2 separate regions of the Homo sapiens genome follow, and region 2 is linked to region 1. Evidence: read pairs that join two places in POLR2A ChIA-PET (ENCODE). Cell type or tissue: Panc1. All regions are shown on one strand. Region 1 holds the start of CHRDL2 (chordin like 2). Region 2 overlaps RNF169 (ring finger protein 169).

Region 1 (4,000 bases):
AGTATGGAGCAGAACGGAGCTAACTCAGAGACCAGCAAAGAGGATTCAGAGCACCTAGAATACAAGTGTCGGTGTCTGTCTTGTTCTCCACTGTGTCCCTAGCACCTAGCACTATGTCTGGCCCAGAATTTGCACTCAATAATTGTTGCATGAGTGAAGGAGTTAGCAATTACCTTAACCCTTGAAAAATAAGTAAGCTTGCCAGACAAATCAAAGTGAGTACAGAGAGGGCATTCCAGGGCGAAGAAACAGTGTTTGCAGAGTCATGGAGGCCCAAGAGCTTGGCACATTTGAAGACAATGTTTAATATGGCATGAGGGGTCCCGGGACCCAGACTGGTAAAGGTGAAGGTATGGAAGAGGGGTTCTCTGCCCCAAATCTCTAGAGAGCTCTCAAAAGACAAAAGGACTTGGCTTGTTCTGTATAGCCCTGGGGACAGAGTGAGGGGCAACACAGGCAGTCACAGAGAATCAGATTTCAGTTTAATATAAAGAACTTTCTAACAGAGCTGTCCAACAGTGGAATGGGCTGCCTTGGCAGGCAATGAGCAAGTTCGCTATGAAGGAAGAAAGCAGATGCCAGATAAACTCTTAGTGCAACAAACTGCTATGGGGAGATGCATTTTTTTTTCCTGACTAGATTTTGGAAGAATTTATTCAGTCTCCTTTTTAAAAGGGTATTAAATAATATATAGACAACTCTCTTCAATAGTATTTCTACAGAAGACACAAAGACTTTCTTTCTTTCTTTTTTTCTTTTTGAGACAGTCTTGCTCTGGAGTGCAGTGGTGCAAACACGGCTCACTGCAGCCTCAACCTCCTGGGCTCAAGCGATCCTCCTGCCTCAGCCTTCAGAGTAGCTAGGACTACAGGTGCGTGCCACTATGCCCAGCTATCTTTTTTACTTTTTGTAGAGACGAAGTTGGGGGGGGGTCTCACTTTGTTGCCCAGGCTGGTCTTAAACTCCTAGGCTCAAGCCATCTTCCCACCTCAGCCTCCCAAAGTGCTGGGATTACAGGTGTGAGCCACTGGGCCCGGCCTGACACAGAAACTTTCAAGTGTTTGTTTCTTATGTCAATCATTGACTAAAGCTGAGGCCAATAGTGGGCTGAAGGCTTTTCCAATCACTGAGGTCTTCACTCATTCATGTAGCAATTATTTATTCAGTATCTGTGTGTCAAGGACTTTGCTAAATGCTCGAATTACAGATATAAATTTCAAAAGGCACCTGCACTCACAGTGCAGGGTAAAAATGCAAATAAATACTTACACTCCAACAGCTACAATTCAAAGTGCTATGGGAAACACAAAGACTAAACATTGACTTTGCCTGGGGGACTCAGGGAAGACCTTGGAGTGGAGGTGACTCAACTGACCTTTGGAAAGTTAAATGGGATTCACTAGATGGAGGAAGAGAGAGTCCAGGCAGAAGGAAAACATGTGTGAGGATATGGAGGTGCGACGACGCATGGTCAGTTTGGGGAGGTGAGCGGTTGGCCAAAGTGTAGGGTAGGTGGCAATGGTAGATTGGAACTAAAATATGCGTGGTGTTCAATTCAGTGCTGAAAATTTTAGATTTTAACCTATAAATGATAGGAAGTGAATAATAGGTTTTATGTGGGAAAGTGATGTGATCAGATTTGTCAGTAGAAATGATCAGCATAGTTCTCAAGGCAGGTGTGAGGAAAATAGATAGGAGAGATCCAGATTAGGGGGAGGAGACCTGGTAAGAGGCTGTTGGGAAAGTTCAAGTAAGGAATGAAGATGGCCGGGTGCGGTGGCTCATGCTTGTAATCCCAGCACTTTGGGAGGCTGAGGTGAGTGGATCAGCTGAGGTCAGGAGTTCAAGACCAGCTTGGCCAACATGGCGAAACCCCATCTCTACTAAAAATACAAAAATTATAGGTGGTGCATGCCTGTAATCCCAGCTACTCGGGAGGCTGAGGCAGAAGAATCGCTTGAACCCAGAGGCAGAGGTTGCAGTGAGCCCAGATCACGCCACTGCACTCCAGCCTGGGCGACAAGCGCAAAACTCCATCTCAAAAAAAAAAAAAAAAGGAATGAAGTTGGCCTCAACTCTGGGGATAATAGGGATGGACAGGAGGGCTGAGATGGTGGAGGCCTTTTTTGAAGTATGATGGGCAGGATGTAGGGGAACCCATCTTAATCCACTTCTTACATCTAAGACATGAATATATGTGCACAGCACATTTTAAACAAAGAGAAAGGAAAAGATCACTGTCCCAAACCCTTGGGATGAGATTGTTTATGCAATTAAGCAGCACAGGATTTAACTCTGAGATCCCTGGAAGCAAAGGCAAAAAGGGAAGCATGGTGACATGCATAAGCTTGCACTATCTGTTAAAATAAAGAATACTCAGGGGAAAGGAAGAGACTGGCCAGATTAGAGTAGAAATTAAGCCTGAAGGGCACTGGACAGATCATGTTTGTCCCTGATCCTGAGAGCCCTAGGAAGGGCCAGTTTGGGGATCACTGGTTCCTCCTACTGCTCTCTTTTGGAGGGTGGAGATCTTGGGGGTAATACCCTGAAAGCACAGTGCAATGGGGAGCCCAGCCTTGGCCCAGAAAGATACCTTTACAGCCAGCCAGCCAAGTGTTTAAACCCGGAAATATGATTCCCTACCAGAGTGGGATATGGCTCAACATCCCTTCCCACCTCATACTCCTCTGGCACTCTTTGGAGTCTCCATTAGCTCTTCAAGAGAAGCTGGGCAGAAAGTTGAGGTCCAAAGCAAGGATAGATGTATTTACTCAAAGTGGCCCAACAAGTTACGGATGGAGCCAGGACAGTGACTCTGCCCTTTTGATTTCAGAGCTTGTGTGTTTCTGGTCTGGCCAGAGCTGGCTATTCTCTTCTTAGTGTCCTATTAGTGCATGTGTTCATTCAACACAAGAGATGGAGCACCATTTGAGGGCTGGAGGGTGTCAGGGCCCTGTCCTCAGGGAGCTCCCCTTCTGGTGGGAAAGAAAACTCTTTGACAATCAGCTCTCCCTAAAGATGACTGAAGGTGACCATCACTCCCAGAGAAGTGCAGGCCTCACCTGCAAAGGCAAAGGAGAGATCTTGCCTTGATTCGGGAGTGGGAGCGGGGAGCAGAGGAAGACCTCCAGGGGAAGGCACAGGATCCCTATGGGCTGACTTTCCTGAGAATGGCGCATGGGCAGACGGAGTGGGGACAGGGGCCACTGGTATTGTAGGCACCTGGAATTAGGACCCCTTCTCTTTGTGGGGTGAGTGTTTCGACGTTCATTACCTTATTTCATCTTAGCAACACTCGTGGGAAGATAGTAGAGATATTTTAAGATCTTAAAATGCCCATTTTAAAGCTGGGAAAACAGACTCTCCGGTGGCGTGCTGTAGACCACAAACTGAATTAAGAACGCCAGTGTTCTGATTCCATCCATCTGCGGAGTTCCGGGCACGCACCGCCGAGCGCCTTACCCTGAGCCTTCCCGGTACCCGCAGCCCCGACAGCTCAGCCTTCCCCACCTGAAAGTTCCACCTGAGGTCTCCCTCAACTCTGCCCTCCTGCATTCTTGGCGTCGCGGGGAGTCAGGGGTTAAACCCCGTGGCCCGCGTGGCCCCTTCCCCCTCCGCAGCCCCCTCGCCTCCACTCGGCGCCGCGCCTGGAGCGTCCGTCCCGGAGACCCGCACAAGAGAGGAGGGGAAAAAGTGGGCCTGTTTCTCGGGTGGCCAATCCACCGAGCCCGCGGTGCCCCAGAGGAGGCGCCAGCGCTAGGCCAGCGCCAGGCCGGGCTGCCTGCTTCCCGCGGCAAAGTACAAATGCGCCCGAGCGCGGCGCCTGAAGCCCTTGGCGAGCACAGCCGGCCCGCGCTCAGCCTCCCTCCGCGGCCGCCGCGCCGCCGCCGCTGCTGGGACCGCCGCCCCGCCGGGCCCCAGGCCCCCGCGGCCCGACCCCGAGCCCACCGAGCAGGGGGCGCCGGCCGCCTCTAGCCCGCGCGCCCGCAACACCCGCTGG
Region 2 (4,000 bases), 64 kb before region 1:
ATGCTCCAAGTGTGTTCTTTTCTTTGAAAAGCACATTATTTGATAAAACTGTTTCTCCACATCTGGGTAGTTATAAATAGCAAAAGGAGACAACAACCATATCTAATGTTCTTGGATTCTGAACATCCTATAAATTAACTGTTCTTCCCTCATGTAGTTAAAATTTAAACATTCTATTGAGAATTTTTCCTTCTCCTTAATACCACACCTGTTACCTGTATATCTTAAAGATATACTATGAGATTCTATACTTATTTTCTGGTTCTAGAAAGAGATATGCTAGCACATGCTAAAAGTGGGCATTTCTTCAATTATATAACATTTCAAAAGAAAGAAGAAAAAATAGCAATAGTGTAGCAAAAAAAAAAAACCACTGGAAATCTTTTTTTTTTTTTCTTTTTTTGAGACGGGGTCTTGCTCTGTTGCTAAGGTGGGAGGGCAGGGATGCAATCACGACTCACTGCAGCCTCAACCTTCCAGGCTCAAGCAATCTCCCCAGCTCAGCCTCCTGAGTAGCTGAAACCACAAGCATGCACGACCATGCCCGGCTAATTTTTTAAAAAATTTTTTGTAGTGACGAGGTCTCACTACTATCAGGGAATCTGTCCCGATATTCATGTAGGTTCTTTTCCATTTTCCTTAAGCATCGGCCAGCTTGAGAAATAAAGGGACAGAGTACAAAAGAGAGAAATTTTAAAGATGGGCATCCAGGGGAAACATCACATGTCAGTAGGTTCCGTGATGCCCAAGCCGCAAAAACCAGCAAGTTTTTATTAGAGATTTTCAAAAGGGGAGGGAGTGTGTGAATAGGTGTGGGTGACAGACATCAAGTACTTAACAGGGTAATAGAATATCACAAGGCAAGTGGAGGCAGGGTGAGATTATAGGACCACAGGACCGAGGCGAAATTAAAATTGCTAATGAAGTTTCGGGTACCACTGTCATTGATAACATCTTATCAGGAGACAGGGTTTTGAGATCAACCGGTCTGATCAAAATTTATTAGGTGGGAATTTCCTCTTCCTAATAAGCCTGGGAGCGCTATGGGAGACTGAAGTCTATTGCATCTCTGCAGTCTCGACTATAAGAGATGACCACGCCCAGGGGGGCCAGTTCAGAGACCCACTCCCAGGTGGGTATTCTCTTTCTCAGGGATGTTCCGTGCTGAGAAAAAGAATTCAGCGATATTTTTCCCATTTGCTTTTGAAAGAAGAGAAATATGACTCTGTTCCACCCGGCTCACCAGTGGTCAGAGTTTAAGGTTATCTCTCGTTTCCTAAACATTGCTGTTATCTTGTTCTTTTTTTAGGGTGCCCAGATTTCATATTGTTTAAACACACATGCTCTACAACTTGTGCAGTTAATGCAATTATTACATGGTCCTGAGGCGACATACATCCTCCTCGGCTGACAGGATTAAGAGATTAAAGTAAAGACAGGCATGGGAAATCACAAGGGTATTGACTGGGGAAGTGATAAGTGTCCATGAAATCTTCGAAACTTATGTTTAGAGATTGCAGTAAAGACAGGCATAAGAAATTATAAAAGTATTAATTTGGGGAACTAATAAATGTCCGTAAAATCTTCACAATCCATGTTCTTCTGCCATGGCTTCAGCCGGTCCCTCCGTTTGGGGTCCCTGACTTCCCACAACACACTATATTGCCCAGGCTGGTCTCGAACTCCTGGGTTCAAATGATCCTTCTACCTCAGCCTCCGAAAGTGCTGGGATGTGAGCCACTGTGCCCAGCCAAATCCCCAGAAATCATAAAATATATCTAGCTGTATCATGAACCAGCCATATATACATCCTTCACAAGTCATTTCTAATAAGAGAAGGGGCTGTGAAACTAGATGATTAGAAATTCAATTAGATAAGTACTTGGTGAAGAGCTATGTGCAAGATATTATATTAGACACAGTGGAGTTAAAGAGACTAAAACAAACAGATCTATCTTGAAAGATTTATAATCGAATAAGAAAAAGCTTTTAAAAATAATCTGCTTGTTCTGTGGTATAACAACATATTTTAAACTTTCTAGATAAATAAAGCTACTTTTTAAATAAATAAATAAAAATAAGAAAAAGGCCAGCTCAACATTCAGTTCATGATACACTACACAGCCAAATGGATTTAAGTGCAATGTTCATTTTAATAAAGTACTTTATATTAATATTTTACAGTTCAAGGCAGTAAGTTAATAAAAGGAAACTTTAAAATGTAATTTCGAAGATAATTAGGTCCTAAAAGTTTACTTACCTTTAAAATATCCCTTCACAAGTTAATGACTGCCTTATAGAGCTACTAATCACTTCAGTAACCCATTGACTATATCTGACTAGTCTGTTCTCTGGCTAAGGACTAAAAAACTGCATGCTTACTACTTGAATAATTCAGCCCACAATGGGGAGAAAATACCCCTTGAAAATGAACCAGAAGGCCAGGGAAGGTGGTACGTGCCTGTAGCCCCACCTACTCAGCCAGCTGAGGCAGGAAGATTACTTGAGGCCAAGAGTTTCAGTCTGTAGTGTACACCTGTGAATAGCCAACGCATTCCAGCCTGGACAACATAGCAAGACCTCATTTACTTTTTTAAAAAGAGAACCAGAACGGAGGAAGAAAAAAAGAAAATGGATAGGTCGAGAAACCAATCCAAAGAAAGCCTAAGCCACTCATATGCTCCACAGAATAACTGAAAGCAGTTCACCTTTCCCAATGTAAAAACCAGGAAAATGAATAGTCTAGAAGCAAGGCTGCTTTTCCCCCACCTTCAATCTTTTCCCCCACCTTCAGTCTTTCAGAGTCCAATGATTCAAAGAAGACAAGACCATCCTGGATTATGTGTTTCCCAAATCAAAACAAAGCAACTATTATTGAACCATGAAGTCAAAGTTAAGCATCTAACAAGCAAAGCAGAAGAAATAATGGTGTATATAATAAGCTTAATTCAACCAATAAATAACATTTTTTAGAGATAAATCTATTTCAAAAGACAAAGATGGCTAAGTCTTATATAAACTGAAAACATTAAAAGATATCAATACTGAAGTAATATCTTCCTAGAATTTTTTCATTTCAACATGCATTAACTGCACATCCTTACATAACAAGAACCAATACTACAAAATCCTTTCCATTAAGATGTATATCCAGATGAAGGACTGAGCATGTGTTAATACTCTCCTTCCATTTAAAAACACCATAAAATGTCAGAAAACTTTTAATAGAATAAATATATAATAGAATGGAAAAACAACAACAAAAAAGCATGCCATTAGCAATCAAGATCACAAATACCCAAAAGATAGAACTGGTTTTCAGATTTAAGTCTTATAAACAAGAAATCACGGAAAACATACAAATGGTCGATTAACATAAATGCTACTGCTCTGTAGTAATCAAGGAAATGTAAATTAAAACAATGAGATATTTTAATCTAGCAGATAGTAAAATATCAAAACAATGAAAAAGGTTTGGCAAGGATTTGAGGAAAATGGACTCTATACTGTTGTCGAGAGAGTAAGTTGAAAAAGTCTTTTTAAAAGGCAATTTGTTAACATCCAACAAAACCATGTCTGCTTTATTTTTTATTTTTTTTGAGACAAGAGTCTTACTCTGTCACCCAGGATGGAGTGCAGTGATGCAATCACAGCTCACTTCAGTCTCGACCTCCTGGGCTCAAGCAATCCTCCTGCCTCAGCCTCCCGAGTAGCTAGGACTACAGGCATGTGCCACCATGTCCAACTAATTTATTTTTTGTAGAGATAGGGTCTCACTATATTGCTCAGGCTGGTCTCAAACTCCTGGGCTCAAGAGATCCTCCTGCCTCAGTCTCCCAAAGTGTTGGGATTATGGCCATGAGCCAATGTGCCCAGCCTCTTACCATTTCCCACTTTCACTTCTAAGAATTTAACTGAAGGGATTGTATTTGCCCACATATGTTTGTGGGTGCTCAGCACAGCATTCCTTTAAAACTGGGGGAAACGGGCTGGGCCTGTA

The links. ChIA-PET counts read pairs that join two places held together with the same protein. Peaks named below come from ENCODE experiments on the same cell type or tissue, not always from the same donor. Only the 100,000 strongest peaks of a DNase experiment are listed, where the experiment ranks them.
Region 2: POLR2A ChIA-PET joins it to region 1 with 5 read pairs; 3 of 35 experiments call an interaction of 5 or more read pairs at or near these places.

What each region holds. Positions count from the first base shown.
Region 1 is chr11:74,731,258-74,735,257 of GRCh38, reverse strand. CHRDL2 (chordin like 2) reads left to right here and starts at 3,832. Exons shown (of 11, transcript NM_001278473.3): 1 at 3,832-4,000. In Panc1, no CTCF peak of the experiment used is centred here; no DNase peak of the experiment used is centred here; H3K27me3 peaks cover 1,518 bases.
Region 2 is chr11:74,795,457-74,799,456 of GRCh38, reverse strand. All of the region lies in intron 2 of RNF169 (ring finger protein 169), which reads right to left. Among named protein-coding and RNA genes, the nearest start is that of RNF169, 49 kb to the right of the region's middle. In Panc1, no CTCF peak of the experiment used is centred here; no DNase peak of the experiment used is centred here.